Linked DNA regions of Homo sapiens: region 1 is linked to region 2. Evidence: chromatin loops called from intact Hi-C (ENCODE). Cell type or tissue: OCI-LY7. All regions are shown on one strand. Region 1 overlaps AK5 (adenylate kinase 5). Region 2 overlaps NEXN (nexilin F-actin binding protein).

Region 1 (5,000 bases), 360 kb after region 2:
GGGAGTATTACTTGGGCCCAGGGAAGTTGAGGCTGCAATGAGCCGTAATTGCACCACTGCAAACCCGACTAGGCAACACAGAGAGACCCTGTCTCAAAACAAACAATAAAAAAAAAATAGAGCAATGTTTACTGACTTTTGGTAGAAAAATAATTATTATGACTTAAATTATGTCCAGTCAAACTGTCATTTGTGTGTGAAGCCACTATAATGGCATTCTCAGATATTCAATGAGAAATTGAACTCAAAATTAGTTGAGTTACTTTAGCCAACTGAAAGAAGAATCAAAATTAAGAATTTAGTACAGAGAATTCAAGGTATACAAGTAATTTTGGGTTTTCCTTTACTTGTGTTAGACTCCAAACTTGGGGATCCAGTCAGTTATGAATTACCCAGTAGATTTTGCAACCAAGCGGTGAAATGTGACCTTATGGTACCTTCTGCTTCCACTTTCCTCAGTAATACCAGAAACTGCAGAAACTTCTCACTCTTCTTGCCTCAATTCATAGGGCTTCTCCTGACAGCATGGTGACCAGAACAATGTGGACCATTGCATTTCAGGACCTAATGGAAACGGTCAAACTATTTACAAAGTTGAGACACTGCAGCAGCAGAATTGCTGAGGAAAAAAGCTTATTATCTCCTCTACAAAAGCAGAGTTGCCAAGGAACTTGATTGTCTGTCTGCAAAACTCATGTTTAATGAGTCACTGGGCTCTCTTTTTATTTTTTTAATCAGTTAAGAGTAGCAAATAACGCAGGGACAGAAATAATCTGTTACCAGGCCCTCTTCATCTATGGCCTGGGGTGTTTCTGGGCTAATTATGCCATGAACAAAATGTATATAAAAATGGAAAAAAACCAAAATGTACGGAAATATATCATAATGTTCATTGGTGATTATCTTTGGGTGGAATAATTCTCAATAATTTTAATGTTTACCTTTATAGTCTTAAATTTTCTAGTTTGTTTCTTTTTTAAACAATGTGTAGTTGTTACTTATACTTAGGAAAAAAAGAGGCTTTAAATATCATTTGATACAATTCTGCCTATGCCACTTGAGATAGCTATTTCTGTGGTTTCTCTCAGCTCACAACGAGCCCTTCTCTCTGGGTATTCCTTGTCCTCCATCTGCTTCACAGGGAAGAGTCCCAGGTAACCATGTTTATATCAGTCAGGTCCTAATTCAAATGCTACCTCCTCAGACTTTCCAAACAGCTGCCCACAGTGCTCACTCCCAACAATGCATTCTGTTTTGTTTTATCCACAGAACTTGTTAGTGGTTGCTTTATTTTCTTGTATACGGTTTTGCTCTTTTTTTTTGAGACCGAGTCTCGTTTTGTCATCCAGGCCAGAGTGCAGTGGTGTGATCTTGGCTTACCGCAACCTCCGCCTCCCAGGTTCAAGTAATTCTCGTGCCTCAGCCTCCTCAGTAGCTGGGATTACATATGCGCACCACCACGTCTAGCGAATTTTTATATTTTTAGTAGAGACATTTGCCATGTTGGCCAGGCTGGTCTCGAACTGCCGACCTTGTGATCTGCCTGCTTTGGCCTCCCAAAGGGCTGGGATTACAGGTGTGAGCCACCGTGCCTGGCCTGTTTTTCTCTTTTCAGTGAGGGGCTTTGTCACGTTGACTGCTGTGTCCCCAGCACCAAGTGTCGTGTCCCACACATACCATATGCACTCAATAAAGTACAGAAAAAAATAAAAAAGCCCCCTGTGACCCCAGCTGCCTGTCCACAGCTAAGAGAGCCAAGGAGACCCTGAGCAAAGCAAGGCCAACCACATCATTTCTCTCAGGAATCTGGAGCTGGGAATCAGAGTGCCGTGGTAATGTGCAAATGCGAAAGCTGTCAGGTGGGCATATTCTGGCTTATAAGCCAGAGAAAGAAAAAAAACCCAGCTTAGAGAGAAGGAAACGGTGTTTGTGAAGCAGTAGGGAGCACTGTGAGCCTTTTAGGCCTGATCCCACACGCCTTCTAGGGCCTGCTGTGCCTCAGCCTTGAGTCTTCTAACCTTATAATGAAGTTCTGTGTTTCAGGTTAGGCCAGCGGGAGTTGGCACCTGCTACCTACAACCACAGAGTCTGGCTCAGTATTACCTACAATCACAATCATGTTTTTAAAATTCACAGCAAAAAGATGTGGTGAAAACGCCCCACAATGTTTGCCTCTGAGTGGTGGGACTACCTAGTTTTCTACATTTTCTTTGTTTCTTTTTTCTTTTTTTGGAAACAGGATCTCGCCAGTTGAGTGCAGTGGCACTATCTTGGTTCACTGCAGCCTCAACCTCCTGGGCTCAAATAATCCTCCCACCTTAGTCCCCTGAGTGGCTGTGACCACAGATGTGTTCCACCACGCCTGGCTAACTTTTGTATTTTTTGTAGAGATGGGTTTTGCCATGTTGCCCAAGATAGTCAAGAACTCCTAGGCTCCTGGCTGGGCGTGGTAGCTCACGCCTGTAATCCCAGCACCTTGGGAGGCCAAGGCAGGCAGATCACAAGGTCAGGAGTTCGAGACCAGCCTGGCCAACATAAGAGAAACCCCATCTCTAATAAAAATACAAAACATTAGCTGGGTGTGGTGGTGGGTGCCTGTAATCCCAGCTACTCATGAGGCTGAGGCAGAAGAATGGCTTGAACCCAGGAGGTGGAGGTTGCAGTGAGCCAAGATTGCGCCATTGCATTCCAGCCTGGGTGACAGAGCGAGACTCCATCTCTAAAAAAAAAAGAAACAAACAAAAAAAAACTCCTAAGCTCCAGTGACCCACACTCTCCTTGGCTTCCCAAACTGCTGTGATTATAGACATGTGCCACCACACCTGACCAGTTTTCTATATTTTATAAAGCAAGTATGTGTTACTTTTATAATAATAGACTTGGTCAATTCTAGTAGATCGTGTTCTATCCACTTTAGGAAGAAGAACTGAGAGGTGAAGCAGTAAAATGACTCACCGAAGTTGATGAAAGTGTGCCTGGGGCTTTCTGATGCACAGGCCCATATTCCCCCCGCCATCCCCCAGGGAGTCTTTGGCTGGTAACTGTGCTTTTCATCCCCAAATGCTACATTTCAGTTACTTATGGCCATAATAAATTATCTCACTAAGGTGAAAGAAAACTTCTTCTTGTAGGCTAATTCTAGTCAGTTGGGGGTGATGGTCCATACGGCTGTGTTGAGCAAGTTTCTGAGACAGCATTCAGACTTGGTAGGAAGTGCCATGACTGGCGAACGCTGCCTGGCCCAAGTGTAGTGAGGTGGGGAATGAAATGGAGGAAAGTTCTGTTCTAATTCTTTCTCAGATGCAGGGCAAACCTCTGCTTTATGAGAGGGAGAAAAACAGGCAGAAAGGGATACACCTGTATCACATGTACTTCCATCTCTGGTGTGCACGTTACAAGAAGTTCTAACTTTATTGTACAAGGATGGCATTATGATGACATAAAGAATAAGGGAGTGGCTGTATAAATTCTGCTTTGCTTTAAAAATTATCTTTGTTTGAAATTTTGCTGCACTTTCCTTAGCTAGCTGGTGGCCAAAGGGCTGACTTGTCATGGAGTGGGGGATGGAGGGTGTCAGATGATGGGTTCAATGTCAGCATTGCTGGGTAGAGGCCTGAGGGCGGTGCTTGTGGCCTATTTGTGGGCTGCATGGGTTGGCCCCCCCTGTGGCTTTAATTCCTAAATAAATCTCACAGAACTGCTGATTCATCTCACTTGCTTTCTTGAAGTGCATTCACCAGCCCCACCTAGTTTTAAGAAAGCTCCTTAAGTGACCCAGAGGTCCTCTTGGGTGAGCAGCCCTGTCTTGGGTCCAGTAAAACAACAGGGAGGAGGGGCAAACAATCCAAACAGCATCACAGGAGCAGGCCACAAGCTGTTACTTAGGAACCAAGGGAGATTAAGCTGATGCAGGAGGACTGGGCAAAAACCCAGAGGCCAGACAACAGAGTGGGCCAGTGGCTTTCTCCCTCTCCAGCGGCAAACAATCCTGTCCCCTCCCCTGCTTCTCCTGCAGTCCCCGCTCTTGTCACCCTAGCTACTGGCAAACCCCACGGGTACCTGCAGACAAATCTCAGCTTCCTGGGCCCAGCACACACTGTTTCTATGCTAGGTGTGTAGGGAGGACTGTTCATCTTTGCAGCTGTGTGGGTAGGGGATGGCCCTGGGCAGGGGCAGTGGGATGAAGCAGCCTCCCTGAGACTCTCTGGGAGTCCTGAAGGCTGAAGCTCACGCTGCTCTGCAGTCCGGGCTGGAGAGGTTTTACATATTTGTGCAGTGGATCATAATGTTACCTCACCACGCACCCAGCAGCCAGCATCTCCAAAATGCAGGGGAAGTTGAAGAGATGAGCCAGGGGACTGCAAACCTCTTTTCCACCATTAAATAAAATTTGTAGGAGGCCATTGGTTTGGACTAGGCTCCCGTTCTGGGCCCAACAGGCCGAACCAACGTGGAGTCATCCGTGCTAAATGAAACAAACAACTTGGATGTACACACTGTAACAGATGGCTGAGTTTTGGTAGTTCCAGCAGCTGAGCTTAAGTCAATAGTAGGTAGCCAGCTGATTCACATAAGGCTGTAACTAATTAACCTCAGTTCCTCACTTCTGTTTTCTAAACATAAATATTGCTTGACCATGTGGCTTATTCTTCAAACATTTTTCTGGTCCTGAGGTCTGCCCAATTCTAGAATCATGAATAAAAGCCAATGAAGATCTTTAAATGTGTTGTAATCTGGTCTTTTGGACACCACTAACTTAGAAAGCTCTAAGGAAGATTCCAGAAATCAGATTTGTCTGAGAACTCAACCCTGTACTCACGAGCAGTCATTTGTGAGTTTGTAGAATTCAGGTTGGAATAATACAACAGAGAGCTAAGAGGGATTTTCCAACTCTAAAAGTGGTTAAATCCTGAATTACTTAGGAATTTTCCCACCTTTACAAATCTTAAAAGTGGAAGAAATACCTTTCTTTTTTTTAATTTTTTTTTTTATTTTTTGAG
Region 2 (5,000 bases):
TTAATGTAGTTTCTTCAGAACTCTTAACTGATACATATTGTATTAGAATAGAATAATAATTTAAGTATACATTATTGGTAAAAAAAATAGGTTTTAAAAGTTCCAGAAGAACTTCTAGCCATGATTGTTCTGATTTCTCTCTTTTTTTTTTTTCATTTCTTATGATAGGATAACAGCCCACCATTCTTTCTGCCCTCAACCAGGCCCACTAGGTTCTCTACTCAACTACTGCCATCTCTACCTCTCTGTGCTCTAGTGTATCACTCTAACTCTGAGGATGTTAACTGTGTAGTGCATCATGGATCAGAACTAAAATTCTCACCTGGGCTTGACAGGCCTTCTGCAGACCCTCAGACTCTTCAGTTTCCTTTGTCTTCTCTCCATTTTTTCAACCTTCCAGCTAGACAAATCTATTTAGTAGCCTTTTTCTACCTCCAAGACCTTTCTTAAGTCACTTCTTTACCAAGGAGGTATTTTCCCAAACTAATTATAATGGAAATGGTGATTTTTCTCCACTTCATCTTAAACATGGTTGTTTTTTCTCCTTCAGTCTCTGAGACCTCTAAATATGCTTAGATTTCTAGGTGTATCTGGCATAAACTTTAAACATTTTTATATTGGTAAACATCTCAGACATATCAGTCTAATCTATCTTTTTTGTTTACTTTTTTATTATGGAAAATTTCAGGCATACAAACTGAAAGAGACTAATACAATGAACCCCCATACACCCATATCAAGCTTCAACAATTATCAGCTTTTTCCACTGTATTAGGCAATACAAAGTCTGTTTCATTTATTTTGTGCAACACCTATTTCAGCATAACACATCTTTATAGATGTTTTAAATAATATTCTACCTGTACTCACCATATCCTAGGCTCTATGTAGTACATCCTCCTATCCTCTCAGAATATGAACAGAATCAAAACCTATAATTCTTGCCTTTTATTCTCTTTTGGGAAAACTTTAACCACTCAAAGAAAATTGGTAAACTTTCATTTGATGAAGTCATTAATAAAGTAATGAAAAGTTACATGTACAAATAAAATTTAAGGATTTTTTTAAAACTGCAGTACGTTAAAGGAAAGTTCTGAAACCTCTAAACCAAATAAAGGAGGAGAAAATAACAAATTGAATACCTATTGTGTACCATAAACTAGGTGATTTTCATATGCTTTATAAATTTAGAGTGATGAGTATGACAGAACTAAGAATAAACAGAAAAAGATAAATTAGTGAACATTGATGTTTTTTCAAGAAACATTTATTGAACATTTTTCTATAATGTGCTAGGTACAGTATATAGGCTACTACATAAATAATAACGAATAGGATAAAATATCTGTTATGGAGTTTATGGTCTAGATGAGATAAAATATAACTATCAAAAATATAATAAGGCTTACATTTTTAGATTAGAAAAGGCTTTATTTAGGTAACATCTGAAAGTGTGTAAACACACATAAAAATTAGCTTTAGCTGGGTGCATTCCTGTAGTCCCAGCTTAGTTAGCGAGGACTGAGGTAGAAAGATCGTTTGATCCCAGGAGTTTGAATCTGGTTTGGGCAACATAGTGAGACACCATCTCTAAATAAAATAATAAGATCTGTGATGTTAAAGAAAATCCCCCCACAAAAAGAAAGGCTATGTATTATAAAGTGGGTCTCAAACTTTTGGGGCTCAGGACCTAAAGTCTGGGCCCATTATTGAGGATCCTAAGGTGGTTCTTGGCCACCTTAAAGGGGCAGCCACAACACAACAATTCGGCTCCATTGCACCTTGTAAGTATCTAAGATCCCCGGCAAGTCCATTGAATTCTTATGAAGAATAAGATGAGAGAGAAAACAGTGACCAAAAGATAAGGTTGAACATGTGGTTCTAAGAGTTTGGTTATAATAGAGGTTTTGTTTATATGGATAATAACAATAGGTCTTTAATATATTAGAAATTAAAACAAAATATTCTAATATGTACTTATAAAGTCATTTAAAGTAACAATAACAAACCATTATTTATAAACATAAAAATAATTAGTAAGAAGAGGAAAATAATTTTACATTTTTGCTAATCTCTGGTATCTGGCTTAATAGAGGAAAAATACATTCTCATATCTGCTTCTGCATTCAAACTACGGTGATGTTGTTTTGATTGAAGTCTCTAAGAAAATATGACCTTATACTAATATGTAGTTGGAAAAGGAAGGACTTTATGGACCCCTAAATGGTACTGAGGACTCCCAGGGGTTCTAAGACCACATTTTGAGATTTGCTGAGTTACAGGAAAAACATCCTAATTGAGTCATATCAAGTTCTCATTCTAGAAATGTATTTTAGAATGCTAAATGGAGATTGGCTTAACAACTTAATTCCTATACTCAGTGACCTGAATGCCAAGAGACTTTGTATCTGGAATCTTAACAGGCTTTTCTTCTTCTAGCGTTAAGTGATTTTTCTTGTTTGAGTAGGCAGATGCAATGTCCTTGGCCACCTTAAAGGGGCAGCAGCAACCCAACAATTCAGCTCCATTACACCTATGTATCTAAAATCCCAGGCAAGTCAATTGAATCGTTATCAAGAATACGATTAGAAAGAAACCAGTGATCAAAAGATAAGATGGAACAGGTGGTTCTAAGAGTTTGGTCATAATAGAGAAGGCTGGGATGATAAAGAGATTTAGTAATGGCATTCTAACACATTAAGCATTCATGTTAAATGAAGACGAATATGTATCCACCGCAGGTTTCAGAGGTAATATTGCAATATTAGTATAACCCATACACAATTTATCAAAAAAGCTGCATTTTTTCAAATTTGACAGATGAGGTCTGTATTTACAATACATTATTTTTGTGAAAAGGAGAATCTGCTGTATGCCAAAAAGTATGCCTGGCAATGGGATACGAAACAAATAAGAGCTAGCCCTTGTGAATCAAATAGCTTTGGTGACAGAAATAGATGTACTAATTATTATATGATGTAGTAAATGCTATAATACCAGTATTATAACCAGGCTATAGAAACATGGAAAAGACTATGGTATGGTTAAGGAAGAGGCTGGGTTAAAGAAGGTTTCACGGAGACAATGACATTTGAGTTAGACCTTGACAGATAAGTAGAATTTCACAAAGTGGAAAAGATTGTAAAGGCATCCAGGAAAAAGAACCAGAATGAACAAAAATACCAATGCCTGGTGACCCATTGCAAATCTGGGGAGCTATAAAATTGTCCAGTCAGTCTATGGCAAAACTAGAAGGACAGGCTGGGCACAGACTAGAATGAATACTGTGCACCATATTAATAAAAAGTTCAGATATTACCTAATAATACTATAGGCAATAGAGAGCCAGCAAACGAGCATGACTGAAAGATGTATCCTAGAAAGAAAAGAAAAAGAAACTCATAGCAATGTAGAGAATGGAGTTTAATGGGGAAAGACTAGTGGAAGGAGGACAAGTACAATGACCTTGGTAAGAGAAGATAAGGGCCTGAATTAGGACATTAGCATTAGGAATGAAAAGCTGGAAGAGACATTTTGGAAGTGGAATTGACAGGACATGGTGACTCATTATTTATTTAACAAATATTTCTTACGCTCCTACTTTGTGTCAGGCGCTATCCTAAGCTTGGGGAGATGAAAGGGAACAAAAAGTCAAAGTCCCTGTCTTGATTAAATTTTTTTGTTTGTTTTTTGTTTTTTTATTTTTTATTTTTTTATTTTATTATTATTATATTTTAAGTTTTAATGTGCACAATGTGCAAGTTTGTTACATATGTATACATGTGCCATGTTGGTGTGCTGCACCCATTAACTCGTCATTTAGCATTAGGTATATCTCCAAATGCTATCCCTCCCCTCTCCCCGCATCCCGCAACCGTCCCCGGAGTGTGATGTTCCCCTTTCTGTGTCCATGTGTTCTCATTGTTCAATTCCCACCTATGAGTGAGAACATGCGGTGTTTGGTTTTTTGTCCTTGCGATAGTTTGCTGAGAATGATGGTTTCCAGTTTCATCCATGTCCCTACAAAGGACATGAACTCATCATTTTTTATGGCTGCATAGTATTCCATGGTGTATATGTGCCACATTTTCTTAATCCAGTCTATCATTGTTGGACATTTGGGTTGGTTCCAAGTCTTTGCTATTGTGAATAGTGTCGCAATAAACATACGTGTGCATGTGTCTTTATAGCAGCATGATTTATAGTCCTTTGGGTATATACCCAGTAATGGGATGGCTGGGTCAAATGGTATTTCTAGTTCTAGATCCCTGAGGAATCACCACACTGACTTCCACAATAGTTGAACTAGTTTACAGTCCCACCAACAGTGTAAAAGTGTTCCTATTTCTCCACCTCCTCTCCAGCACCTGTTATTTCCTGACTTATTAATGATCGCCATTCTAACTGGTGTGAGATGGTATCTCATTGTGGTTTTGATTTTCATTTCTCTGATGGCCAGTGATGATGAGCATTTTTTCATGTGTTTTTTGGCTGCATAAATGTCTTCTTTTGAGAAGTGTCTGTTCATAACCTTTGCCCACTTTTTGATGGGGTTGTTTTTTTCTTGTAAATTTGTTTGAGTTCATTGTAGATTCTGGATATTAGCCCTTTGTCAGATGAGTAGGTTGCGAAAATTTTCTCCCATTTTGTAGGTTGCCTATTCACTCTGATGGTAGTTTCTTTTTCTGTGCAGAAGCTCTTTAGTTTAATTAGATTCCATTTGTCAATTTTGGCTTTTGTTGCCATTGCTTTTGGTGTTTTAGACATGAAGTCCTTGCCCATGCCTGTGTCCTGAATGGTATTGCCTAGGTTTTCTTCTAGGGTTTTTATGCTTTTAGGTCTAACATTTAAGTATTTAATCCATCTTGAATTAATTTTTCTACAAGGTATAAGGAAGGGATCCAGTTTCAGCTTTCTACATATGGCTAGCCAGTTTTCCCAGCACCATTTATTAAATAGGGAATCCTTTCCCCATTGCTTGTTTTTCTCAGGTTTGTCAA

The links. Peaks named below come from ENCODE experiments on the same cell type or tissue, not always from the same donor. Only the 100,000 strongest peaks of a DNase experiment are listed, where the experiment ranks them.
Region 1: it touches region 2 in a loop (2.7-fold over the local background); 6 of 110 quality-filtered maps call a loop at or near these places.

What each region holds. Positions count from the first base shown.
Region 1 is chr1:77,538,645-77,543,644 of GRCh38, reverse strand. All of the region lies in intron 13 of AK5 (adenylate kinase 5), which reads right to left. Among named protein-coding and RNA genes, the nearest start is that of ZZZ3, 140 kb to the left of the region's middle. In OCI-LY7, no CTCF peak of the experiment used is centred here; a DNase peak (open chromatin) is centred at 2,304; H3K27ac peaks cover 985 bases.
Region 2 is chr1:77,898,379-77,903,378 of GRCh38, reverse strand. The region is part of intron 1 of NEXN (nexilin F-actin binding protein); the gene reads right to left. Among named protein-coding and RNA genes, the nearest start is that of NEXN-AS1, 11 kb to the right of the region's middle. In OCI-LY7, a CTCF peak has its summit at 2,497; a DNase peak (open chromatin) is centred at 2,498.